Linked DNA regions of Homo sapiens: region 2 is linked to region 1. Evidence: chromatin loops called from intact Hi-C (ENCODE). Cell type or tissue: dorsolateral prefrontal cortex. All regions are shown on one strand. Each heading gives the region's core, and the rest is flanking DNA. Links, peaks and the distances in the headings are about the cores only.

Region 1 (7,995 bases), core at 1,261-6,260:
CTTATGGTGGGAGGGGAAGTCAGAGCAGGCCCATCATATGGCAGGAGCAAGAGCAAGAGTTGGAGGAGGTGCCACACACACATCCCAGATCCTGAGAACTCAATCGCTATCGTGAGGACAACATGAAAGGGATGGTGTTAAACCATTCATGAGAAATCTACCCCCTATCCAGATACCTCCCACCAGTTCTCACCTCCAACACTGGGGACTGCATCTCAACATGAGATTTCACGGGCACATATATTCAAATTAAATCAGTGGGTAAATTAAGTTCAGAGAGGCTAACTTGCCCAAGCCACACAGCTAGTAAGTGGCTAGTCCAGGATTCAAACATGGGTGTGTTTATCTCCAAAGCCCAAGCTTGGGTGTGTTTATCTCTAAGGCTCAAGCTTGTTCCACCACACTGTCATTCCTGGAGACAGAGATGATCTATTACTAGAAGTAAACAGATGGATAATCTCACATATTCTTACTTGGGAATTGTATCAGTCAGGATAGGCTTGGTTAAGATACAGTAACAAACAGCCCCCAATCTCAGTGGCTTAAAAACCACGGTTTTCTTTCTTACTCAGTCGACATGTCCATGACAGCTCAATAAGAGAGCTGTGTTCATCACAGCAGCTCAGGGATCTGGGCTGCAGGAAGAGCCACGATTTGTAATGTTGCCAATCACCATGCCAGAGGGAAGAGGAGCTCTGGAGGGCCCAGAACCTTCCACTCACGAGTCACTGGACATAAGTAGCCACGCAAACTTGATCCACCACAGGGGCCCCAAAAAGTACAAATCTGCCACGAACCCAGAAAGAGGAAAACCAGAAAGATTTAGAGAACAACCCTAATAAACTTTTAAAAACCATTTTGTATTTTTTGTGGTATGAAATAGAGTGATTTTTAAATGTAATAGTTTCATTTTAGATCAGTATATTATGATCAATTATATTTTAAGGTATATTTTAATCACTCTTTAATTATAACCATAATGTATAGAGACGAATTTGGGCATTTTCATCACTGAGGAGGTGATAAATGCTATTTAATTTAATCATGCAAAAAAGTGATTTGTTGACAAATTTTAATTTGATATATGTTTCATTTGAGGACCAAATGTATTTTAAAATGAATGTTGTAATTATAACTTGCAGCATAACAATGTTTTTTAGGACCTCATATTTGAACTTAATGAAAATTTTGTATTTCAAAAAGCAAGATTTTTTTTTTTTGATGTAAAGGATTTTCTCCCACTGGATATTGAGATTAAGGGTATGAAACCACTATTTTTTTGTTTTGTTTTGTTTTGATTTGAGACAGAGTCTCACTGTGTCCCAGGTTGGAGTGCAGTGGCGTGATCTTGGCTCACTGCAACCTCTGCCTCCTAGGTTCAAGCGATTCTTGTGCCCCAGCTTCCTGAGTAGCCGGGATTACAGGCGCATGCCACCACACCCAACTAATTTTTGTATTTTTAGTAGAGATGGGGTTTCACCATGTTGGCCAGGCTGGTCTCGAACTCCTGACCTCAGGTGATCCACCCACCGTGGCCTCCCAAAGTGTTGGGATTACAGGCGTGAGCCACCTCGCCAGGTCAGAAACTGCTATTTGTTAGCACTTCTCAAAAATACATTACAGGACTGGATCATCTTTATTCTTAATAAATAAAAATGCCAAATTGGCCATAATTGTCAGTGTGTTTTCTCTTTTTAGCATTGGTTTATGGGGTACTAGAAACATTTTTAGAATTATTCTATTTTTTATGTTCCTTATTAACTTGATAGTGTATTTCCTTCTCAGTGTTCCTTATGCTTCTTGTCTTAAACCAATGGTCCATCCATCCTGGGTGTAAATTAAACTGAGTATGACTAAACATAAAAAGAATTTAATGCTGCATGATAGTGAAACCCACCAGGATGGTTAGTGGTGTTCGGCTGAGTGCTGAGCCAACGGCCTGGAGACTGAGTCACAGCCAAATTGATCTCCACTCCCAGGGAAGGTGTGCTCTCCTGGCATGCCTTCAGAGCACTCACGCCCTTCCATTTAGAAAAGTAACTATTTTATTATTGATTTAGAAAATAAATGAAACATACTATCATTGCCTTGAAGCACGCAGATGCTTGCAATATCTTCAGGAGCCCGTGAGGATCACAAATAGCACACTGGGAAATGTTTCACCACGCCAGCTTCCACCGACTGTAGGCGCCTGGGGGTACATCGGAACTCAGCCATCTCTGCAGGTGACAGCCTCGTGGTGCCCAGCCCAGTGGGTTTTGCATAGGCTTAGATGCTTGCTATTTGTAGATTGTTGCTGATATTGCTTGATATTTGGAAGGGCAAAGAAAAAAAGGAGGGAAAGACCGACTACCTCCTCTTGAGTATATTCTGCTTCCCAGTATACAAGGGGGTTGACTGCACTGCCCAGGTCTGGATCATGTCTACACAGCCCGAGGAATGAGAGGTGGTGGTTGGCAAGATGCAGCCAGGGCCGGAAAGAGATGCAGAGATCCCCCAGGAACCAGTGTGTGAACTCTCTGGCCGTGTCCTCCCCCTGCCATGAAGAGCCGAGATAATGAAGATAGAACAAGCTCAGAGCAGGGCAGAGAAGCCATCCAGGAGACATGACTTACGGGAGGAGAGTTTAATTGGTTTAGCCTAAAAAGCCCATTACGCTCTCTGGTGGACACGGTAATGCTATAAATATCCACAAGGTGACAACAAGGGAGAGAGGATGGGTCTGTCTCGCTGATAGACTGTTAAGACCGGCGGCGCAGGGGGAGGCAGGCCCTGCTGGGGGCTTGAGCTCATTTCAGGGGCTTGGAGATGTTTTTACAGTGAGAATCCTTTGTTCAAATGAAAGCATACATGGAACTCTGTAACATGAAACAGATGGATAGCTAAGCTTCTCTAGCAGAAGCAAAGGTCATTCTTTGCCCCAACTCCTGCAGATACCTCACCTCACCCTCCCTGCAGCGCCCCGGCATCTCCTCTAGGCTCAGTTGGAAAACCTGTAGGTGAGCTACTCAGAGGCCCCCAGCTCTGACAGTCCTTGCTGGGGAGTGGCCGTGTCTAAGCAGGAGGTGAGGGTGAGGCACCCGAAAAGACAGTCTGTGGGGATGCAGCTTAAAGCAGGGCCCCTGTGTGGAAAGGGGTTTTTGCTGCCAAGAGATCCTGGGAGTGGTGAGACAGTACCCATCAAGCCTCGGGAAGGACTGAGCTCGTTAAATCACAAGTCGTATCTCACTGGCAGCTGCAGTCTTGGGAGCAGGCATTGGCAATGGATTGTGAGCAAGCGCATGCCTGTGGGGTCTCTCACATGGTCGGGAGGGGAGCTCAGCTTTCAGGGAGCATCTCAGAGTGTGCAGATGGGAGGGTGTTAGGGAAAAGGAGGCAGGGTGATGAGCACGGCGGCAGTCCCGGACCCGGAGTGTGGAGGCTGAGCTCCAATCCCTGCTCTCTGTAAATCTGCCATGTGACCTTGGGTTGTTTGGCTCTCAATTTCCTGATCTGAAACACAAGGTTGGATAAGAAGAGGGAGTGGGATGGAGGCGTAAGCTGCGGCCGCCCGTTCCCAGCCCTCTTCCGCCCTCTTATGGCCACCCCTGAACCAGCCTTTGCTAGGCGGCTTCCCAGGGCCTCCAGGGCCTGCGAGCCCAGTCTGGGAAAACTGGGCTTGGCAATGACCCTGGCAAGGGCATCCCAGGCCGTGGCTCCTGGATGAGAGAGACAGAATCAAATCTGCCCTGGGGGGAGGGGAACTGGGAGAGCTCCTTTGCCAAGGGACCACACTTGGGGGCCACCCTTGAACCTCTTTCTAACAAGGAACAAAGGCAGCTCCACGAGTGACTCCTCTGCTCAGAAACACAGCTCTCTGCTGCCTGGAAATCACAAAAAGACGCTGAGTGATGGGGTGCCCTTCTATGCTCTGGTTCCCTCCCAGTTTCTTTCCTCCCAATTTCCCTCCTCATCTTCTATGCCTCTATTTAGCCCTCAGGACGTGACAGTTCCCAGATCTCTGCTGGATGCCTCCCTTTATCTGAAATGCTGGTTCCAGCCTCCAGCACTCCCCCTAACAGGGAACAGGTACTCACTCCCTCCTCCCTGTGAGACACAATTAACAGTGACATACAATTTTTTAATGTGAAAATCAACCACCAAGCAGGCCAGGCATGGTGGCTCACGCCTGTAATCCCAGTACTTTGGGAGGCTGAGGTGGGAGGATGGCTTGAGCCCAGGAGTTCAAGACCAGCCTGGGCAAAATAGCGAGACCACATCTCAGAAAAAAAAAGAAAACCAGCCACAAAGCCTACTACTCACACCTGTTATTCCTCAGTAGGAGCCATGGTGCACCTGGCCTTTTGTTCTTGGTTTTTCATCACTGTACAATGTTTTTTTCCTGCTGATCCATAATCCTTATGGTAGTAATTTAGCAGCTGCATGATTCATCATTATACAGACTGGTGGCTGTCAGTCTGAGTCTAGGGGCTGTCCAGGTGATGGCATCCAACTTCTCCTTTCACCCCAGGAACTCTGCATTTACCTTTCTCCCAGCTTCATTGTCTTGTTATAACACACTGGGGGTTTCAGGAAAGATTTTATTTGGAAAAAAAATCTGTGGTTTAAGACACTTAAAAATCACGGAGCTAGATTAACAAATATGCACATAACCAAATGCATAACAAATATGCACATAACCAAATGCATCATTTCAAAGAATGGTTTTGCACATGCAGACTTTCCCTCTTTTAAAAGTGTCTCGCTGGCATTTTTTTTTCTCCCCTGCCTGGCGTTGTCCTTCTCTGGAGAATGCGTTTGCCTCGACCCTTCTATTAGAACAGGACTCCTGAGAGTCAGGGGCTGGGTCCTGCTCATTTCAAAGCCTGGCAAGGTGCCCCGCACACCGTGCACGCTCCCTTGTGGAACTGAATATGAAGGTGGCTCCACGGGGGAACTGGGACGTGCCTATGTTGGATGGACAAGACGTTCCAGTTCAGAATTTCTCAGCACACCAGGGAATGGCAGAGGTTCTCCAAGATAATTTTTGTTGTCAGGGTAGGGCCAAGACCACCTCCCTTGCCAGGCTCTGGGGGGACTCAGAGAGTCCTTGCCCTGGGAAGGGTTTTGTCAGGAGCACCAGATGAAACAGACCACGCTGGCCTCCCTCCAGGGTTCAGGACAGGCCTCGGCCTCGGCATTCATTGCTGGAGCCTTTCCCACATCCTCCACTGCACACTCGCTGGTCTGTGCCCATCACTGCACCTGAATGTCCTGCTGGTGAGGCACCTAGCTGAGAGAGATGTGTCCCTGGGCTCTGCTTGGAGGAATAACCCTTGGCCCATCTCCTGTGCTGTGACCCTCCACGCCTGCCCTCAAGTCATGTCCCCAGGAGGAAACTGCCAGCCAGTCCCCAGCAAGGGGGAATAGTGAATCAGAACACAAAGAGGCTTTTGGCTGGGTGCAGTGGCTCATCCCTTCCCAGCCCTTTTGGAGGCTAAGGCAGGTGGATCACTTGAGGTCAGGAGTTCGAGACCAGCATGGCCAGCATGGTGAAACCCTGTCTCTACTAAAAATACAAAAATCAGCCAGACGTGGTGGCAGGCACTTGTAATCCCAGCTACTCGGGAGGCTGAGGCAGGAGAATCGCTTGAACCCAGAAGGCGGAGGTTGCAGTGAGCTGAGATCGTGCTACTGCACTCCAGCCTGACACAAGGAGGCTTTAGCAAGCCAGCCTACACCCTCATTTATTGATAACCTAATAGGGCAACGACTGGCTCAAGGCAGGGTCTAGGGTTCCTGGTGCCTCCATCAGCATCACAGTGTTAGGTGTGGCTCCCGACCCTCTTCCTTGCATCTCTCACTGGACAGGAAACAGGAGAAAAACACCACCGGCCTAGAACTTGGGAGACTTGATTTTTGGAGATCCCCATCAGAGTGAACTCGGGAACAGCACCTGAGCCCTCTTTCTGCCTTAGTTTATTCAACTATAAAGCAAGCAAGTTGACTCTCAGGTCTCCAAGGGGCGCCCAGGTGTGGTGTCTTATCGTTTACACGTGGGGAGTGGGATTGGTAAGGGATTCCATTTCCTTGGTTGTGGCTCCAGGAAAATGTCCTAAATCAGGGAGTACCGTGTGAGTTATCCAACCTGGGACACTTCTGAGAGTAAAAGGGAGTTTTGTTTATAAATACATAGGGACAACACGTGGAAACCAGGTAAACTGGTGCATATGGGTGCCTGGGTGATGGGATGTAGGTTAAGCCACAAGCACCCACACAGCTCACCTCCCAAGAATCCTGTAGGTTGCTTGCTGACAGGAACAGAAGAGCAGCAAGATTAGTAATGCCGAAGACCAGACCTGTTTCTCCCTCTTCCCACTTGTGGCATGGCTGATACTGCAAGCTCCATTCCAGAGAGATGAGCCTCCTCCCACTGGGGAGTCCATGGGGCACATTGGATGCCCTGGGCGCATCACTGGGCTTCTTCCAAGAAAGAGCACTATGACAGCTTCTCTCTGAATGGCAGAACCTCTTGTTGGTTTATAAAGTCCTTTCATTGCACTTGAGCTCACTTCATCTTTATGGCATTCTCAGCGGGAAGGCATCATGATTCCCATTGTACAGGCGGGAAAATTGACGCTCAGAGACATTAGCTTGTCCCAAATCCCATGGCTATAAGTGGCCAAGTTGGGCCCCAGCCCAGGTGTGTGGCCCACTCCTCTGGCCCTCCGCAGTCCACCACACCCTGCTGGCCATGAGCTGTGGCTACACAGCACAGGCGTAAGTGCTTAGAATGGGAAGCAGAGTTTGGCGGTAGGGTCATAAATTATTTGCTAAAACCTCAGGCTAAGTACTAGGCATTCTGTGGTTTTTACTAAGTGCAAATGCCTTCCCTCAAGTAGAGGACCTCTGTAGGCTGGGCTTGCTCAGCCAGGAATTCACCTTGGGATTCTGAAGATATGTATAGCTTCGCTGTTTGTGGATTTCACATTTATGAGCCCTTCCTTGGCACTTGTCATAACTGTCCGTTAAAAGTTTGCATTTTTCCCATCTGCAAGGGCCCCTCTCCAGCCTTTTGGGTTGAACTTGTCTCTACCTTGTTCAGGATTTTGGAACTATAACAAGGGAAGGAATTACTAGTGAGGAAGCACTTACTATTTGCAGGATCCATCACTTCTGTTAGCTAGTTAAATCCTCAGTGTGAGCCTAGGAATTAATCGAACTTATTTTCAGATGTGAAAACGGAGTCTGTGATTTGGCTGAGTCACTCTAGGGAAGGGAGAAGCTGGTTCTTAAACCCCTGTGGAGCGGATTGCTTCTCCCTTCCCTGTAAGGGTGAGGGCCACCAATTCCAGGGAGTAGTTCTCAGAAGCCAGTGACGTCCTAGACAGGACTTTAAGCTACATTTAATTGAGGCCAAGGTGGAAGCTGTTCCAAGAACTCAGGGACACTTGGGAGTGTTAAAATCTGTTTCTAGAATTCCAAGGACAAAGACCTTGGAAAGCTGCTGACAAATGCCCATTAAAGGGCCTGTAGAATTCAATTAAATCCAATGAACATTTATGACTGCCTCCTATAAGCCAGGTGCTGTGCCAGGTGCTTTGGGGAAGCAAAGCTGAATGGGCAGGTCCCTGCAGTTATGGAACTCCCTGGACAGCGACACTGGCATTTCTGGCCTCACCACACAGCAGCCCCATGCCACCGAGATGGAAGAACAAAGAATTCTCTGGCAGGGGCCATCAAACGTGTTTATGAAGCATTGAGTTCTGGAACCTTCTCCTGTAGCCCATCCACATTGGCATTTTCAAAGACTTAAGAAGGAAGGACATTTGTTTATCTTTCTTTAGAGTTTCCCGAACTTATCCAACAGTGGAGCTCCCTCCTCCTATGTCCTCTTGCCCCTGGTGGAGTATTTACTAACATCCTCATAATATTCCATGGAACACATTATGGGATACGGCAGCCTGGGGGCAGCTCCATGGTGGGCCTGGGAGGCTAATGGACATGTTCTCTTCT
Region 2 (7,995 bases), core at 1,010-6,009, 140 kb before region 1:
AGAAGAGAAACTCTTAAATTTATTAACTTGTTAATGTTTTCTTTGCCTGAAACTTGCTTTTGGTTTCTCAGTTTCTCACCAGGCACATTTCACACCTGCTGGTATAGCTCCAAGGAGGGAGGTGATAGATACGGAGCTGTAGCTATTTCTCTAACAGACAGACTCTACCTCATTTATAAGTATTCATTTTTGTTGTTACTGTGATTTGGTATTTTAAAAATTAAACTGTTCTGTGCTATGCATTTTTACAAACATACATACAAAATAAATAGCTTTGCTACAATGAACCTTTGGCTGTAGCCAGACTAGCATTCTGGGCTATGCATTTTTACCCCAACATAATTTTTAGAAGATATGTGTTTTAGTCTTACAGTAGTAGTTAGATGCAGGGACTTTGAAATCCAATCCACGGACTTTGAAATCCTATCCAGCACTTGGAAACTGTGTAATCTTAAGTAACTTAAGTTTCAGATTTTTCATCTGTAAAGTTGGGATAATAATAGCTACCTCTTAGTATTGTAGTTGGGATAAAATGAGATAACATATATGACACTTAGCTGAGATTGAGTCTGGTGGCTTCTACTTTCAAAATTTACCCAGTGGTTTATTAGCTTTACTCTGTGAATCTTAAAGAGGAAAAGAAATCAAGTTTAATGCATGTCAAGGTTGAGGTAAAGCCCCCAAAGCTTTATCCATTTGAGCTCCTTTATTGTCAACTATAGGATGTCAGTTAAACCCAGAATAGACCCAGGAGAGGAACTAATTTCAAATAACTGTAGAAGCAGACCAACCTCCAGATGTGTATTGAGGGAAAGAAGTTTTAAGAGGGAGTTTTTTTCTTCTCTCCCTGCCCCCTACCGCCAGTTACATATGCAGAGTAGGAAGCAAACTTTTCTCTCTACCTTTGTATTACATATTATATTGCCATTGTTCGGTATATTAAAGCTTTTATCTGACTGCCTTTTGAGGTGGTCAATAATAGGTGCTAACATTAAACTTGGAGCAGTTAAGTCGGTGAGCTGTGTGGTTACCTTGTCAGTGGAGTGTGAAAAAGACTAAGCTGCGGACTGTTTCCCAGCCTATAAAGCGTGAAATCAGTTGGTGCTGATGCATGACGACTATAGCCAGTGTAGTATAAAATAAGCTGGGGGCATGAATTGTGTTATGTCGTGAGAAAGACCTTTTCATGCCAGTTTATTTATATATTTTGGGACCTCCAAGATCCTACTGGAATCATGTATCTTGTATCTTTTGTTGTCTTGATACTCAGTTTTTTCATGAAATGTTTCTTCCAGTTGTGCAAGCTGTATTCTTTGTCCAGCTGCAGGCAGAGAGGCAGAGGCAGTAAATATAAATGTCCAAGGCAGAGGCAGACTAATATTAAAATACTGTATTATATTCTGTTTAAGATTGCATCTGAAAATACCATCTGCAGTTGGTATTTGATGTACAGGTTTCTTCTGTTTTAGACCCAAGATTTGAACGTATACTCTACATTCTACTTTGAGCTTCTGCCAGGGTGAGAACTGTGTTACCAGTTTCACTGGTTGGTGGTCCCATGTTGAAATGTGCCTCTGGAGAAGGAAAGTAGAGAAGGGCAGCATTTTCAAATGCTTGGAGGAGTTGGTAGGAAGAAGTATAGAGATTATTCTTATGCGGAATAGAAGAGAGGGTGTTCCTCTCCTGACACCTGGTGAGGTTCTTTACCATATGGCTTTTGAGGGTGAGGCAAGGTGAATGAGGAAGTTTCAGAGACAACAGTGAATTATTGTCAGCCTTTTTAAGTCTGGAAGGTTATTGGAAATAGGCATGCCATGAAAGCATTAAAGATCTTTCATTCTTATCTTACTTGGTTTTCTCCTTTTACGGCAGCAGTCTTTGAACTCTTTTTGGTTGTTTTGCAGTTACATGGATTCTAAGCAAATTGTGAATATTTATGAAACTAATGCATCATTGTGAGACCATTCTGCTGAATATCAGGCAGTCTAGTCTAGTAGTTAAGTGCAGGGACTTTGAAATCCTAACCAACACTTAGAAGTTGTGTGATCTTTAGTTATTTAAGCTTCAGATTTCTCCTATATAAAATTGGGATAATCATAGCTATCTCTTAGTACTATAGTTGGAACCAAATGAGATAATGTATATACAATGTTTACCACAGTCCCTGTCATGTAGTAAGCACTCTGTAAATGGTAGCTGATTATTCTTCTTTCTCTTCCTCTACTACTACTAAATCACTGCTCTACCACTACTTCACTTTTGCTTGTAGGGCCTAAACTGTAATGAAACAGAAAACACAATTAGACATGGTTCATCGCGGCAGATTTTGAAAAATATGTCATTGTTCTCTTGGGCATGGCTTAATAGTTCTTTCTTAACTAAGTAGAAACTATAAAAAGACTTTTTAAAATGAAAGATAAGAATCTTTGTCTTGGTTTAAGATAGCTTTGCAAATGAGTGTACAAAACTAGTTATTCTAAAATGTATTTGCTTAATGCAAATAAATCAGCCTTTATATGAGCTTAGGGAATATGTAAAACTAACAGCTCGAAGAATTGTCATTCCTTATTACTCACCTAACACAACCTTTTTTTTTTTTTTTTTTTGGAGTGAGTGCTTTTTTTTGGGAATTGTTTGAAGTTTTTTTCTTGTGCCAAGAATAGTCACAGTAGAAGTCTTGTCCAGTGTATGAGGCACATTTTTGGGGGAATGGGATGGAAAAATCACCCTGATCATTTATCCTTAATGGTAATGAGTATTAGTGTGGATAATATATTTGGATTTGATGTGCATTATGTGATTATTTCTTCAGCACAATTAACTTCCTGATTAAACTTTGCTCAGCATATATTGTGAGCATATACTCGGTGGAAAACTGATAATACTGCTATAATGGTGGTAAAACTGCTAGTTTAGTTGATAGACAATCTGGGTTCTGGTCTTAGTTACTACCACTCTAATAGTCTTAGATAAATCCCTCAACCAGATGATTTTCAAAGGCTCTTTTCAGCTATAAGCTTTTTGTTGGTTTGTTTTGAGACTGGGTCTTGCTCTGTCACCCAGGCTGGAGTACAGTGTCACAATCATAGTTCACTGCACCCTCAAATTCATGGGCTCAAGCAGTCTCCCTCCCTCTCAGCCTTCCAAGTAGTGAGGGTTACAGGTATGTGCTACCGTTCCCAGCTAATTTTTTATCTTGTTTTAATTTTTTAGAGACAGAGTCTTGCTAAGTTGCCCAGGCTGGTCTTGAACTCCTGGCCTCAGGCAGTACTCCCACCTCGGCTTCCCAGAGTGCTGGGATTGCCTGCGTGAGCCACTGTGCCTGGCTTCAGCTATAAGATTTGAAGATAGGTATGCAGGTGGCTTAGAAACTGGGAAATGTAGTAGTGACACATTTTGGCCACCAGAGGGTGAAGTCCAGTCATTGAAGTTGTGCTCTGTATTTGACCAGAATGTGGCATTCTTGGAAATGAAGAGGACACATTGACCCTCTGTTCATTTAGGTTAAGTCATAGAGCCTCTTGCTCTCTGATTCTGCTTTCACTTATTATCTTTCTAAAACTTTCTGGGTAGGGCTGGGGCAGATACTAAAGAAAGGAGAAGAAAGGAATAGAGGTATCTAATTGTCAGCTATTCATCCAATTTTGTTCTGTAAGATAGTGAATAGCTTTCAGATGACCTATGGGCAACCTTGATGGGAAGCACAATAGTATATAGGTCACCACACTTAATTATTTGTGGCCACCTTCCTTCCCCAAAACACATAGGCATGCACACAACACTTAACCCTCATTGCCTTCACTCTCTCTGAAATTCCAAGGATGAAAACAGAATGTCTGAGAAATATAGTAGCGTGAGCACAGCCCTTATAATTGTAACCAAGGTTCCAGTCTTGCATTGCCACTTAATATCTGTGTAACCACAGACATTACAATTTTGAATTCTCAGTATCTTTATCTGAAAAACTAGGATGTTGAATTCTGACCTATACAATCCCTTTCGGTAAGTCTAATTCCAAGGCTCTGTAAAAATTCTTTAATGTTTATTTGAAGGGCAGTGCTATTCTTAATACAACACTTTAATAAAGTAGTATCTTTAAACAATAGCATGTTCTTTTTTGATAGAAACAGAGCTCTAGATGTTGTTAAGGCATAGATATTAAAGAAGTAAACTATCATGACATCAAATAGAAAGACAGTTACTGCTCCACCGTGGCATTTTTTTGGCCCCATAAACAAATACAAACTAATTCTCTGTGAATATAGGCTCAGGATAGCAGTGGTTCAATCAAGAGGGGCCAAGACTAGGAGGAGCCAGGCCAAGCTGATTTCGGGTATAGTTAATAGTGAAACATTATGAGAAGAAGTCATTTGGGGATAAGTAAGCTTAGCAAAAGAGAGCATGTAGGTTCTGGGAACCTATGTCATGAAGCTGGAGTCAGAATCCATTTCTTCCAGCCACACCAGTGGAAATAACTTTGACACAACATTCGATTATACAAGTCCAAGTTGCTGTCTGAGAGCTCAGGATGATAAGATGGAAGGAACAAGGAAAGGCACGGTAGACAAGCTGAGATGAGTGTCTAGAATGTGATAGAGCAAATGGACTCAGAAGTGTGCTTGTGAAAGCAGGCAAGGATTAGTACTTACTATTATGTTTAATATGTATGCAAGAGAGTAGAAGCCAGTCAGGCTGACTGGGTAGAAACAACATTTTAGGATTATGTTCAAAAGATAATTTTAATCTGTCCTAGTTTTAATCGCTATCCTTGGTGTTGGTAGAAAAGGTCTATTTGGTATGTCTAAGGCTCTACACATGTTTGAGGCTAGTGATTATATCACTGACAAACTCTAGGTTGTTTGATGATTCTAATAGCTTTACACTCCACGGGATATACACGTATTCACAGATCCGCTCACTACTGCTGCAGAGTTCATTTCACAGAAATGAACTGGCTAGTAAAAAATTTGGCAGGCAAACTAGCTTTTCAAGTAGCTGCTAGGAATGGAGCCCAGCTATTCCCTTTGGGCTTGAGCTGTTGGAATTCATTGGGTTAGCAGCTAGAAAGAATGAAACTGTAACATTTTTAGCGTGGTTCATGACAGCAAAGCTGAGGTGTTAGGATTTCTGTTCTAGAGGTTTACACTGCAAGTAACTTAACTTGATTGTGTGTCTTAATATTACTGGGCTTCTGACCGCTGAAATATGGCTTGGATCGATGGTGGTTTGGAGAAAGTAGAAAGAGGGCTATCCATCATCTGGAGGCTCCATAGAAGCTGGCTGATAATGCTGCTTTCACCAGGCAGCCATCTGTCCATCCATCCATCAGTAGGATGAAATGAGATTTAGCGGAACAGGCAGCCGTAACTCTGAAATACTTTCTAACCAACAATTGCAGCCCTGGCCTGAGTCTGACCACAAAGCACAGCACTGGGGTTTGGCGGGATGTGGCAGCAAGTGCAGTCTCCTTCCCGTCACTGCCAGCCTAGTATGTATTCAGTATGAGGCTGTAGCCCAAGCTTACTTCCCATACAAAATTTGACTAAACTTGGGATGACAAGTAGACAGAAATAGTCTTTCAGCTCCAGACTAAAAATTTTACAAGTTGAGCAGACCCTTTCGGTGGGGAATTTTTTTGCTTAACACTCTGGGTACTTACAGTAATTCTGTCATTGTGGTACTTAGGGATGAGGTAAAGGTAATTTACTGATTTCATTTTATATAAATTCTTGTTTTTCTTAAATCAAAATTTTTACCTAGATTGTTAGGTTGCAGAAATGGAATTTTCATTCTCTTATTTCTTTCTTCTCTCTTTGGTGGTGCTAATATGAAAGGAAAGAAAATGTAGATGGGGAAATGGGTAAAAAATTCGAAGCAAGAAAATGGATGATCCCTAAAATGGACAGTTAGGCTCTGAATAATTGGTTGTGTACCATGTCTTCCTGGTTCTTTTGCAGGAACATTGAGCCTTCTGAGAGAGCCTCTTAGTGTAGCTCTGTGCTCATGTTGCCTGTCCTGGTACCATCCCTAGCCATAGCCAGCTTCCTTGACTGCTTTCTCTCACTGATCACTTTAGACCTCAGCTCCTGCTCTTTGTTCTGAAACCTTGCTTTTCACTTCAGACTGGGGGAGGGGTAGAGGGAGCCTAATGTACCGGAGATGCTTCGGAAATGAGAGCCTTGGATGAATTCCTGGGCCTATTGATCCACCGGCAGTTTATGCATCCTGACATTCATAATCTCAGTAGGCTGCTGATGTTCCTGATTAATGGGCCCAGGGGCTGTCCATCCGTCACTTCGCATTAATTACTGAAGAGGTGTTTTTCCAGTGATTTACCTGACAGCGGGCTGTGATAAATACCCCTAAGCAGAGTGGGCAGTGATTAATCACAGGGCCACACCCCTCCCCCTACTCTTTTTTCCCCCTAACCACAGGTTAGCATTGGGACCTGACCAAATAGTGCCCCCTCCCCATAAGCTATCTATCTCCATAATTGCTTGTGGATGCATATTTATTGGGGCATGGGGCCTGGCAGATAGCATTCTAGAACTTGTGCCAAAGATGATGAAAAATAAATCTTCCCAATAGGAAGAGTATCTAACGTGTTTTTACATGGGGCAGAGAAGTGTCTGTGAGCTGCGTGTATGTTGCTTTTTAAGAAATCTGATAGGAATATTGCCCACCTGCTATGCCTGCACTCAATACTGTAATGGTTGCTTTTTGAGCTTTAAAAAGAGGAGATAGAACAACTTTTATGTTTGCTATACTTGTAGTATATTCAGGGAGAATATGTGAACAAATATGAGAAATTAGAGAACATTTCAAAGTACTAATACAATCTTGGGAGAATTGGACTAGAACTTCAGGATTCCATTTCTTACTCTGTGGCCTTAGAAAGTGAAATTTAGTTAACTATTTAAGTGTTTTAATGTTTTTCATGTGTCGGGCATTGTATTCAGCTCTGGAGATACGAAGATGAATTGGGCTGAGATCTCAGGGAACAAATTCTAGTGCCCGTTGCCTCCGTTTCTCAAAGTACAAAATAAACTTCCAGGAAGTTATTGAATTAATTTAAAATTAGTATAAGATCTAAAGTAATTTAAAATCAGTTCTTACATTAATTTTTCTGTGAATATTTATTGTATTCCCAGGGATAAAAGCAGCATATGAAAGATACTATCTGCCCTCAAGAAACTTGTAGAGTGTGAGATGGCATTCATAAATGAAACAGTTGAATAAGAATATAAAGGAGTATATAATGAGAGTGATATAACAACAATGAGATGTCTCAGTTTAAACACAACTCATTTAGGAGGGCGTTAGACATTATCAAGGAGGGCATTTCAGAAGTTGGAAGGAGCAGACAATGAGGCCATCCTGCCCAGAATGGAGACTTTGTGTCTGAGAATGATAGAAGTATTATTGAAATTGTAGATTGACACCAAATCATGGAAAATCTTAAATGCAAGGTAAGCCTAGTTTATATATTGTATGCTCTGGTGAATCTAAGGTTTTGAGTGAGAAAGTCTAGAAAAAAATGTATTTTAGAAAAAATTCTTACATATTGATGTTCGTAATGTTATTTGGAATTGCCAGATTACCTTGGCATTCTCGGAGCCCTCTTTTCCTCTGTAGTTCAAAATAAAACCGTTCAAATTAAAAATATAGTTTTCTGTATCTACCCGAGTGCAGTGCAAAGGATTGTGTAGTTCGGTTATATATGGAAGAGATGATAGAGTTGACAGTCAAAGGAGACCAAGTTTCTCATCGTTAACGCGTGCAAAGTTGAGTAAGTCAATGAAGTTTTAAGTAATGACTGCAGAATTAAATTGGGAAAGACTATGGCCTCAAGATTTAAGAAAGAAACCGTCAGTCTTACAGATAACTTCATTAAGGCTATACTGATTATTTCCTGGCTACTAGACAGGCATATTTTAAAGCCAAGAATCAGAAATTAAAGGGTCAGTGCTGTCAGCTGTATTTTAGCAGGAATTT

The links. Hi-C counts contacts between places; a loop is a spot of excess contacts. Peaks named below come from ENCODE experiments on the same cell type or tissue, not always from the same donor. Only the 100,000 strongest peaks of a DNase experiment are listed, where the experiment ranks them.
Region 2: it touches region 1 in a loop (9-fold over the local background); 80 of 110 quality-filtered maps call a loop at or near these places.

The regions. Positions count from the first base shown.
Region 1 is chr10:98,306,178-98,314,172 of GRCh38, forward strand. No RefSeq gene overlaps it. Among named protein-coding and RNA genes, the nearest start is that of LOXL4, 42 kb to the left of the region's middle. In dorsolateral prefrontal cortex, for the core only: CTCF peaks have their summits at 3,581 (motif pointing left) and 3,781; DNase peaks (open chromatin) are centred at 3,204 and 3,574; H3K4me3 peaks cover 501 bases; H3K27ac peaks cover 1,554 bases.
Region 2 is chr10:98,167,298-98,175,292 of GRCh38, forward strand. The region is part of intron 4 of R3HCC1L (R3H domain and coiled-coil containing 1 like); the gene reads left to right. Among named protein-coding and RNA genes, the nearest start is that of R3HCC1L, 37 kb to the left of the region's middle. RefSeq lists enhancers at 3,305-3,354, 5,970-6,471. In dorsolateral prefrontal cortex, for the core only: a CTCF peak has its summit at 3,417 (motif pointing right); a DNase peak (open chromatin) is centred at 3,374.